Linked DNA regions of Homo sapiens: region 2 is linked to region 1. The links are chromatin contacts, found by Hi-C in ENCODE. All regions are on one chromosome and are shown on one strand. The core of a region is the stretch at or near the end of the contact, and the rest is flanking DNA. Distances in the headings are between cores, read along the strand shown. Region 1 has its middle 34 kb from the start of CITED2. Region 2 has its middle 61 kb from the start of FILNC1.

Evidence for each region. A loop is a pair of places that touch in the nucleus more often than their neighbours do.
Region 2: a map of PC-9 shows a loop between it and region 1 (2.5-fold over the local background). The contact joins two enhancer-like sites. A Hi-C loop is called at or near these places in 2 of 168 maps with a recorded cell type or tissue (PC-9 and mammary epithelial cell).

The regions. Positions count from the first base shown.
Region 1 is chr6:139,405,721-139,411,792 of GRCh38, reverse strand. No RefSeq gene overlaps it. Among named protein-coding and RNA genes, the nearest start is that of CITED2, 34 kb to the right of the region's middle. Within about 2 kb of position 2,597, at least 2 of the 41 ENCODE cell types and tissues checked have a DNase peak (open chromatin) inside an H3K27ac peak, as active enhancers do; they include PC-9, where a contact is called at or near this core.
Region 2 is chr6:139,706,726-139,712,797 of GRCh38, reverse strand. No RefSeq gene overlaps it. Among named protein-coding and RNA genes, the nearest start is that of FILNC1, 61 kb to the left of the region's middle. Within about 2 kb of position 3,762, at least 6 of the 41 ENCODE cell types and tissues checked have a DNase peak (open chromatin) inside an H3K27ac peak, as active enhancers do; they include PC-9, where a contact is called at or near this core.

The sequences.
Region 1 (6,072 bases), core at 1,348-3,847:
AAAAAGTAACACCTAACCCTGCTTTTTGAAAGCAGAGAAAGTATATCTTGGGACTGAACATTACCCAGATTCTATTCAAATAAAACAGCAAGTTCTCCACCCAGAAGCTAATGACTACTGGGATGGTTAATACTCAATGTCAACTTGCTTGGATTGAAGGATACAAAATATTGATCCTGGGTGTGTCTATGAGGTTGTTGCCAAAGGAGATTAACATTTGAGTCAGTGGGCTGGGAAAGGCAGACGGGCCCTAAATCTGGGTGGGCACAATCTAATCAGCTGCCAGCATGGCTAGAATAAAAAGCAGGCAGAAAAAGTTGAAAAGAGAGATCGGTCTAGCCTCTCAGGCTGCATCTTTCTCCCGTGCTGGATGCTTCCTGCCCTTGAACATTGGACTCCAAGTTCTTCAGTTTTGGAGCTTGGACTGGCTCTCCTTGCTCCTCAGACTGCAGATGGCCTATTGTGGGACCTTGTGATTGTGTGAGTTAATACTTAATAAACTCCCCTTTATATATATGTGTGTATATATATATATATAATTTATTTATTTATTTATTCCATTAGTTCTGTCCCTCTTGAGAACCCTAATACAATTTTTATACTTAAAAATTTGTAATTAGGCCAGGAGCGGTGGCTCACGCCTGTAATCCCAGCATTTTGGGAGGCCGAGGCTGGAGGATCACCTAAGGTCAGGAGTTCGAGACCAGTCTGGCCAACATGGTGACACCCCATCTCTACTAAAAATACAAAAATTAACTGGGCATGATGGCATGTGCCTGTAATCCCAACTACTCAGTAGGCTGAGGCACAAGAATCCCTTGAACCTAAGATGCAGAGGCTGCAGTAAGCCAAGATTGCACCATTGCACTCCAACCTGGGTGACACAGTGAGACTCCATCTCAAAAAAAAAAAAAAAAAATTTGTAATTAGACATATCGTATACAAGGAATCACTTATGCAACCGGTGGCAAGTTTCAACTTCTGTTTCCAGCCGGTATCAAAGAGATGGGTTGATCTACCACGGGATAACACATTCCCTTTGCCCTATCTGGCACCCATCATGAAATATATTACTCTGTTATGGAAGCTGCTATTGTGTGCTTGTTTGGTAAGAAGGACTTGCAACTCAGCAACCAAGCTTATACTAGCTGAGACTCAAATCTCTCCACATACCAATGTCCACAGGCTTCAATACTACAAAAATCTAAGAAGGACATCAGTCAAGGCTTTGGAAGGTCTCCCTTTAATTTATGGCGAGAACACAAAGCTATATTCTCTCAGTATCTCAAGAAACTGGGACCATTAATGTACAATACTCTTCATTGTATTTTGCTCTGCTCTATATTCAAACCTGAATGAACCGGATTAAAAAAACACGCACTTTTTTTTTAACCTTTCACCTAACAAAGAATACAATAAACAGTAGCCTCATTCAGAGATCTTTGGTACAGAGCAGGATGCTTTAGACACTTAATATTAGTCTTATTAAGTCTTATTAGGCTTAGTAGTAGACATGTAAGAGAATAAGAGGAAAAGAGATGAGAAGAAGGCAGCTATTGGCAAAGTTTGGGAATCCCTAGCCCCCTTTTCCTCAGCCCGCATCTTTGGCACCGACATCCACCCACTACAGATGGCCTGTCAATGTCTTTCCAGGGCATCACAGCATTCTAGCCCAACCGTTTTCATGCCGTGCTCTCTTCGTCCTGTCTCTGACCCCCTCACACTCCACTTTGCAGGTTAGACATCTGGAATCTCATGTCCTCGGGGCCAGGTTTGGTTGTTAGGAAGCACAATAAACTATTCCTTTCAACTAATAGGATAGAGTAAAGTAGAAGACACCACTCACTTCACCACTTCGTATAGGTACATTCAAACTGCTACCAGGGCTTCCTGGAGGTGATGGCCACTCTTTTTTTTTTGAGATGGAGTCTCACTCTGTCGCCCAGGCTGGAGTGCAGTGGTGCAATCTTGGCTTACTGCAAGCTCTGCCTCCCAGGTTCATGCCATTCTCCTGCCTCAGCCTCCCAAGTAGCTGGGACCACAGGCCCGACTAATTTTTTGTATTTTCAGTAGAGACAGGGTTTCACCACCAGGATGGCATCGATCTCCTGACCTCGCGATCCGCCCATCTCGGCCTCCCAAAGTGCTGGGATTACAGGCGTGAGACACCGCGCCCGGCCGATGGCCACTCTTTTATTGACTCACCCCAAGACTGATCCCAGGGGTGAGGATCCTAGCCCAGGCTATAAGAAGAGATAATACCACGTCAGGTTTCAATTTTGGCCACTGGGCTGGAGATGGCTGAGTGAGGGATGAGTGAGGGGAGATCACAGCACTAGACCTGGCCTCATCAGTTGGCATGTTCCCTAACAGTATGCAGATGGACTAGCTGCAATCCAGCTAGCCTTCCTGGAGGAATCACTTCTACTCCCATCTCTGTGCAGGTTAACCACAATCAACATTTGAGTCACAATATCCAACATATATGGATGGCTTGTAGAAAACAACCTTTTAGAATTCCAGCACCAGTAACACCAGTCGCTAGCAACAGCCCTTGTCATAACAAGATATTGTGAGTTGTGCAACCAATTTCTTGTGGCTAGGAGGTTCTTTTGTCTGGCAGCCAGGTAAAACAAGGGCTGACTCCTTTAAACAGTCTCCCTTCCCCTACATACCCTTCATACACAGAATTCCTTTCGAAGCCACCGAAAATCCCTTTCCCAAAACAGAGATGAGAACAATTCGTTTGTTTTTGTATGAACCTTGGCTTTCCCTCCAACTATCCTAGCTAGTTCCCTTTTCTCTTTCAGACCCCTTCTCAAAGCTCCCGCATTCCACGTTCCCACGAGGGCTTTTCCGACGATGGGTCTTCTCTAAATCAAAGTGGCTACAGTCCAAAGTTGTACCAAAGAAAAATTCACCAGCTTCCAGCAAAGTCTCAGCAGTATGATTGACCTTTTCTTCCTGCATGTTTTTATTATTGTTTAATTGTCATGTCTGTCCCAGTTAGGTGACAAACATGAGGTAGGAATCGCTTTAATCCTTGCGTTTTTATAGTACTTCAAATGAATACTCCACTCAGTAAATTGAAAATCATTATTATATATAAATACATATGTTAATGCATGACCTGGAAGATCAAGTGGCAGAATGAATAAACAATTACTGGCAAACACCAGGGTATGGCATTTCAAGGAAGTCATCGCAGAATCACCAGCAATTATCTTCACAAACTTAAGGTATCTATGGACTGAAAGAGAGAAATGCACATGTGTTTCTGAAAGAAAAATAAGAAAACTAAAAAAATTAGACTCAATGTCTTAACATTCAAATCCAGAAATATATTGTTATCCTATAGACACACACACACACACACACACAGACACACACACACACACACACACACACACACACATACACACTAGCTTACTGGAAAAAAATTAAGACCGTTCTGTTTAAAAAGAAACTGTCTCAATCAGTTTCTTTTTAATTAGCATTTGACTAAGATCACATTAGTCAACTGCTACTCCTCAAAAGTATGACAAGTCGGGTAAAAATCAAGTAGAAGGCAAAGACATAAATAGTTTTGAGTATTGTGCAGTTTTAAGTGTTGTCTTGCTATTGGGCAATTCAGAACTGCACCCTGAAATCATCCCCTCATCCGGTAGATGCATAAGTGATTAGAAGGCTTTTCTCACTAAGTAATTATTAATGGTCCAGTGGCAGCCCAGAGATGCATACCTCATGGAATTCCAGAGAGGTTGGTCTTAACTTAGTGCTATTTTTAGTAGTGACTTAGATGATGGGAGAGAATGTGGTTATTAAATTCAGCGATGACATCAAATCAGGTGTGGTACATTCCACTTTGGAAAACTGGATAGAAGTGCAAATGATCTTGATAAGTTGGAGAAGTGGGTGGACATAAACAGGGTGAGGTTCTGTAGTGTCATTCATATGGGAAGAAAAACAAACCACAGAAATGCAGGATTCATTCTGTGATGTCATACAGAAAACGCTCTGGAGATCATCGTCAACACAAGCTATTAGGGTTCAGGCTTGAGCTTTAAAAGCATGTTTGATTTAGTAAAAGAAAAACAAGTGTTCTTTCCTTGATGCTCAGTACCAGCTACAGGCTATCCTAGAATACTCCACACCATCTTTAAGTTCGCATTTTAAAGTGGAATACGGAGAATGTGAGGGTGTTTAATAAAAAATCAGTTTTTTAAATTGGTTATATGTTGAAGAAATAGCCCTTAGAGAAACAACTAAAATCATAAAGCTATTTGGCCTAGAGAAGACTATGAAAGGGACTTACTCAATTTCAACCTCAGGAAGAAGAAGGTGGGAGAAGATCAGTTTCAAATTAGATTAGAAAAGCTTTCTAATTTTTCTTTTAAAAAAGCTATAGAAAATCAGATATCCCTCACTGAAAACTTAAAAAAATGGGTTTAAGTTGGGAATTGCTTTATGTGTAGACAGAAGACAAAACTACACCTGGGAGAGTAAAATCAAACCCAAAATCTCTGTGTGTCCTGTTTATCTGGTTTGTCTCCCTTTTATCTGACAAAGAAAGCAGGGTTGAGAAGGAAGAGGAAGAACTGTCCAGGGCTTCAGGACCCTCACTTCCTTGACAGGACTCTGACAGCTCAAGCCCCATTGCTCACTCTTGCTTCCCAGGTCTAAATGCTGCATTGCTTGGATTCTTGGCTATTTTGTTTCAGGGATGGTCACTTTGCAGGTAATATTGAGCACAGAAACGCACACACATGCACACACACACACACACACACAAAGCCGAAGCCCTTCACCACCTCTAAGGTGGGAGGCAGCCTGATTCACCTCAAATTTCACTTTTGCTCATTCCCATCACTGGGCTTTGGCTCAAACCTTGGGCTCTGGTCTGAAATGCATAATACATCTTTTCATCGCCCTCCTAAGAACTCCCTGCTTTTCAAGGCCGGATGCAGTTCCACCTCTCACAGAGCCTGTCTGACCTCTTCTAGTCATAGCAATTTCTCCTTCTTAGGAACTCCCAGCATTTGTTTACTGTCAATGTCATTCACTTGATACATAGTCACACTCAGCCTTGTGACATCTCAGGTACTGTTGAATCACCATTTAACATTTACTGTGTGTCTACACTATACTACTACCTAGGCCATAAGCTCTTTAGGGTGAGGATTCTGTGTTAAACTGTGTTGTATCTACAGCACCTAACTCAGCAAGTGATGTACTCTGCTCATGGTAGGGACTAGGTTATTCCTTGCTTAATGAGTGAATGAATGATTAAGGAGAATGTTTAGAGTAAATTCGATCTGGAAACGTTGCTCTCTACCTTGGAAAACTGTTTCTAAGGAGGGACTATTTCATGAGAAAATAAAACCCAATTCAGGGAAAAACTTAACGTTTCATAAATTTTTGGTGGGAAAAGTAGATGTCAACATTATAAAACCCAGTAAAACAATCACAATGTCTGTTTTTATCTAGGAAATATTAAATTGCACAGTTCCTCACAGGAAAAGAAAACCAAATACCAAGTGTTCTCATTTATAAGTAGGAACTAAATGCTGGGGACTCATGGACACTGGGGACTATTAGAGGCGGGAGGAAGAATGGGGGGAGAGGGCGGAAAAACTATTGGGTACTATGCTTAGTACCTGGGTGAGAGGATCTATTGTACCCCAAACCTCAGCATCACACAATATACCCATGTAGCAAACCTGCACACGGACCCCTTGAATCTAAAATAAAAGTTGCAATATAAAAAACAATGGTTAATACTTGGCTTCTCATCGACAACAATGGAAGCCAAAATTCTTGTCAATCAAGAATTCTATGTCCAGATAACTCTCCTACAAGCTGTAGTAGCCATAGCTTTACCAATAAAGCAATGGCATTTTTAAAAATTTGTTAGACATCACCAATATATGTAATTCTTTTTTTTTTTTTTTTTGGGAAATGAAGTCTCACCCTGTCACCCAGGCTGGAGTGCAGTGGCGCCATCTTGACTCACTGTCACCTCCTCCTCCTGGGTTCAAGCAATTCTCGTGCCCCAGCCTCTGGAGCAGCTGG
Region 2 (6,072 bases), core at 2,513-5,012, 300 kb before region 1:
AACACAATAGATCTGTTATTAACCACAAGAAATGGACATCCAGTAATTCTAATCTGTTACTGAAACCTTTGGCTCCTATAGGACTATTTTTAGATCCTTTTAATTATTAGTGTTAAGCAGGTGAAATACAGTTGTGAGAGAAAAAGATTCTGCTTAAAATAATGGCTGTTTATCCTATTGTGTTTATTTTTCACCTTTTTCTCCAGCACATTCAAGATTTTTGAAAGCTCAATTTTCCTGTCAACCACAGGACAATTGATATTGTATATTTGAGAAGAGTTGAAACTCTAGAATGGGGATTTCATGTAACTGAATTGTAATGAAGTATGATGTAAATAACTAAAGATTGTGAGAAGTCCCATGAATTCCCTTTCCAATGACCATATGTTTTGTTTCTGGTGTGAATTGTTTGTGAGTAACCTTGTTAACTCAGAAAAAAATAGACAAAAAACCTCTAATAATATATGACTCAACCCAAAATATGGCTCACATTCTTTTATATCACCTCTGAGTGAAATAGAAGTTGAAATGCATCTTCTGTAATATAGAACCTTCAATAACAAGGCATTATTAAACATATTATAGCAATAAGTCATCTATCATTCAATGACCAATTATTCTTTGGCAGCTGTACTTTAGATTTCTGCAGCTCAGATAAGTCTCTCTGGCTGTGAGAAATCAGATGGAAAGTCTTACAAACAATTCTACTTGCATTAAAGCAAGTAAGGAATCTCCTGTATAACTATTTTCCAAAATGTGAATGCAACACTATATGTGCAATACGTGTTTCAAATATAAATTTGATCATTGTATTGCAAGTGAGAAAGATAGCAAGATACGAGAAGAAAAAAAATGGGTTGGGACCAGATGGCTTGGATATGAATCATTGATTGCTTCAGTACTTCCTGGGTTCTGAGTTTCTCTGAGAAAGTCAGTTACCCTCTCTGATATCAGTTGTGTCATTCTTAAAATGAGAAAATAATGCCTACCTAAATACTATGTATGAAAATTAAATGAAATGATGACATAAATGCATCTGGTACTAAATTGGCTCTTCAAAAATGTTAGTATCAATATGAGAGCCTGGGCTGGGCATGGTGGCTCATGCCTGTAATCCCAGCAATTTGGGAGGCCAAGGCAGGTGGGTCACTTGAGGTCAGGAGTTCGAAGCCAGCCCGGCCAACATGGTGAAACCCCATCTCCACTAAAAAAAAAAAAAAAGAAGAAAAAAGAAAATTAGCTGGGCAGGGTGGCAGGTGCCTATAATCCCAGCTACTAGGGAGGCTGAGGAGGGAGAATCTCTTGAACCCAGGAGTGGAAATCACACCATTTGAGCCAAGATCACACCATTGCACTCCAAACTGGGCAACAAGAAAATCTGTCTCAAAAAAAATAAATAAATAAATAAATAAAAGAGAGATCCTGATGGGTTGCTGGAACAGAAAAAGTACGAGGTAAAATTTAAGGAAATTTGAATAATATATGGACTTTAGTTAAATAACATATCAGTATTGACTCATTGATTTTGACAAGCATACCATATTAACATAAGATGCTAATAATACAGTAAATAACTGGGTGCAGGGCTTATGGGAATCCTCTACACTATCTTCGCAAACTTTCTGTAAATCTAAGCCTATTCTAAATTTTTTAAATTATATTAAAAGTTTAAAAAAAGCTAATACCCGTCCCTTCTCTTTTCCTTTTCAATGTTAACCCCCAAAGGTTAGATTTTCTTCAAAGTGACTGGTAGTGTTACTAGTTCAAGTCTACATTTAGTTCAATTCTACAGAGAAAATATGTCACATATTGTTCTCCACGCAGGCTGAATGTTGTGGTGTCTGCCATTTCTCCTAATATGTTAAATTAAAAATATGAACCAGTCATAAGCATCTACTAATATTTGATGAAGGATGCTTTTTTTGTCCTTCCAAAAAGCCTAAAATTGGACTTGGAATCTCATACAGTCTTTCTAGTTAGAGTGATGACAAAAAAGAAACATCTGCACTGTGGCAGCCACAGGGCTGCTGTAGATCTTGGCCCTGGAGGTTGTCCTATTTTCAACCCCCTTCCTTGCTTCTACTCCACCCTGCAGATACTGCTGCCAAAGTGTTGATTGTGTGGGTGCATAGCTCAGTTTCACTCAGGATCTTATTGATAACTATGAAGCTGCAAAGACAGAGGTAGGCTAGAAGTGCATATTGTCCCTTAAGCAAATTATCAAGATACATGAAGTGCTCACATCAACTGGAAAGTCAAAAATAATGAATGTTGGTTTAAGAACTCTATTCCTATGTGCATTCAAGTACTTTTTTTTTTACTACTGTCAAAAGTCCTTACAATGCAGAGAATCAAATTTTTAAGAAATCCTACCAGACACAGAGACTTTAAAAAAATCTTCTGGTGTTATTTACATTCTATGACTTTCCAACAAACATAAAAAACGAAGGTCTTAGTCTGATCATCACCAAAGAAGAAGTGTTCTGTGTAACTGGCTTGAAAGTGGAATAATTTCAAAAGAAATAACAGGAACTAACAAATATTTATTGACTGCTTGCTATGTCCTTGGCATTCTTCTTGGCATGAGAATGTAAAGCAAGAGAAGCTATGATTTCTGTTTTCAATAAATTTGCAGTCCATTTGGACAGGTAGAATAAATAGGGCAAGTAAAACCATACAAGAATTATTGAGTTCTTCCTACTTCTTATTATACGAAGGGCATGGTATGCATTTTCCCCTTTAACATAACATGCAACATCCAACAGTCGGGAAAGGTATTATTCTACCCATTTTGCACATTAGGAAACTGAGGCTCACAGATGTGAAGATAATGACTCCAAGTCTAACAGCTAGTAAATTATAGACCTAGATTCAAACCCAAGACTATGATGCCAAACCCCAGGTGCTTATTAAGCACTGCACTATGGTACTCCAGTTTTTAAAGTCAAATTCAAGCACTCCTTTGCAAACATTTAATAGTCCCCCCAAAGCCAAAATAAAAATATAGGCATTTTCTGTGGCACATCTGATGTCCAGAGTAATGAATGGGTGTGGCCAAACAGTATTTATGACATGACATTTAGAATGACATTTCAAGGTCAAATGTTACCCAACTGTGCAGGACCATATTCAATTCTTGGATTATGAAAGTGCAGACCCAGTTTCTCAAGGTCTCTGGGATAAAGTTCAAATTAGGTTGTTTAACAGAGTGCAGTGCTTAATAAGCACCTGGGGTTTGTCATCACAGTCTTGGGTTTGAATCTAGGTCTATAATTTACTAGCTGTTAGACTTGGAGTCATTATCTTCACATCTGTAAGCCTCAGTTTCCTAATGTGCAAAATGGGTAGAATAATACCTTTCCAGACTGTTGGATGTTGCATGTTATGTTAAAGGGGAAAATGCATACCATGCCCTTCGTATAATAAGAAGTAGGAAGAACTCAATAATTCTTCTATGGTTTTATTTGCCCTGTTTATTCTACCTGTCCAAATGGACTGCAAATTTGTTGAAAACAGAAATCATAGGAGAAAAATAAGAACTAACTACAGACTTGCTAGCCAACACTTTGAAAGTGACCTGGTAATGAACGTCAGTTCTGCAGCATATGTGCTATAGCAGTCTTCTAGCGACCGACCCAGTGAGCTGGTAGCAAGAGCCCAGCATACTTGAAACTGCTGTGGCATTCAAGCTCCTCAACTATTCTGCACATTCCTGAAGCGTTACTATGATAAAGTGTTCACTGATGCACAGATAACAGCAAAGCCAGCAAGGGGGAAACACGACTTTTAGAACGACGTTTCAAGGTCAAATGTTACCCAACTGTGCAGGACCATATTCAATTCTTGGATTATAAAAGTGCAGACCCTGTTTCTCAAGGTCTCTGGGATAAAGTTCAAATTAGGTTGTTTAACAGAGGGCTCTTATCAGTTTTATGAGCAGCTTTCTCCAGAATTTAGCTAGCTCACTTGATAGCATAAGGCAAGAGGAATTTTCCAGCAGCAGACCCAGGCACCAAACAGTGACAAGAGCTGTGCTCTGTTCTGATACAGATTTAACATTTATCCCAGGAAGCTCTTCTCCAAGGAGTTTGGAGTATACAATTTTCTCTAAGACTCATTCAAACCCATTGGAAAATCCCCCTGAAGTGCCTCACCAAACTTCATCCTCTGTGACCCTTAATATAAAATAAAGAAGGCACTGGTTGGTACTCCCTAAAGGAAGTATGCCCAGACTAATGAATGGGTGTGACCAAACAGTATTTAAGAAGACTTTATACATGTTCTTCAACAATTGAACTTCTGCTGGACTGGAGCCAATCTGGACATGTTACCAATTTTGGCATCTGCTTGCCAGGAGTCTGTACTCTGATAGTGCAATGGGTTAACAAATTGAGACATTAATTTAGGTTTTGTTTATCCCTGCATTTTTTTTGTTCCTACCTACCACCATCCCATTCCAAAAAAAAAGGCAGTCAGGTGCTCTGTGCTGCTGGTCTCAGTGGAGATTTTTGTTACAGACATTTCCTGAAAACATCCCTGTCCTCTTCCTGTTCCTGTCTCCTTCCTGACTTTTGCACAGAAAGCCTGGATTCCTTGTGGGGATTAAGCTATGGTTCATGGAGAGGCAAGAAAATAGGTGGATGCTTTGGGAAGGAAAGGTAGGAAGCCACAGTGGGAAGCTCAATGTTTTCCTAGGAAGGGAATAGAATGGAAGGTCCCATTGGTGGTGAGGGTACATGTCTCACTTTCTTGCAGTACTTTGAAAGGTAGCAAAAAATTTCAAAAGATATGGCTGTGTGGTGAATCCAGAAAGCTAGATCCTAGGAACTAGCGCTCCCAGCTCAGGCAAACACCATTCATAGCCTACTTGGTATTGGGACAACGGAGCCATCCACATTTGAGGACCTGTTGGGCATGGACCACGAGGATATCAACAGCAACCCAACTTTTCAGGCAGCATTTTAGGTTTTTTTGATGACCCTAGAGTACTCAAAATGACTGAGACAGAATCTACTGCTCAATTGGCAGGAGATTTAATTTGATTTAGAAACACATGACTGTTCTCCCATACCTGAGTTCCTTCCAACTCTAACAATAATTTGAGCTTCAATATTCTTATGGTTCTATTCTGTGACTCTTCCCCCACACTACCTCTGCCTTCCTGAATGCCCCTATAACTCCTCTCCCTCCCCCCGCAACCCACACACAGTCACACACAGCTATACCTGTACCATTCTTGCTTGTGGTTGATAGAGGGATTTTTAATTTCCAATAAAAGAGAACAGTCACTCATAACTTTGATATAAAAACCATAAAGATTTATCTTCACTTAAATATGCAACTAGAAATGCCAAATAATTTGCCAATTCATTACCTTTTGAAGAGTATCCTGGAAAATTTGAGCTAAAATTAAGTGAAACTTTTGCCAAAAGGAACATTTGAATTTTGCTTTATTGAGCTATTACACTAAAATATTCTCTTCTTTAAAGTTTCTGTAGTGATATGCTGGATTCAAAGCAATCTTCCAATTGTTTTATCATTAGCTTGAAGCAAAAGAAAATGAAAAGCATGACAAGGCATAAAATTGGCCTTAGCAATATCTAAGCTTGGTTCAGCCGTGACCATTATGCTCAATGCTCTTACAGTGTGAACAAAACAGCCATAAAATCAGTTTATTGTTTTTAATTTTACGATCCATGATTTATTTTGTTTAACTTTAGTGACAGCCTGCGATCCCAGTAAGTGTCTTCAGTTAGGAAATGCAAGCAGGAAATCAAGACCCAGAAGTCATTAGTTGTAGCATGGACTCATCTCATTTATCTTCCTGTATAACTACCAGAGTGTGATCTATGTGATTCCTATTACACAAATTAACAATGGCAATTGTGAAATAAGAATCGTTTAAAGAATGAAATAGATCTTACGTTGTTAGCTTAAACCTTCTTGGCACTCTATAGACCCTGGACAACTAGAACCTACGTCCTATATTTTAAATATTTTAAATTCAAGCCCTCCCCAAAGCACAATTTTCAAATAAAGAGGTAAGACACAATTCCTACAAGTTTTGTAGTC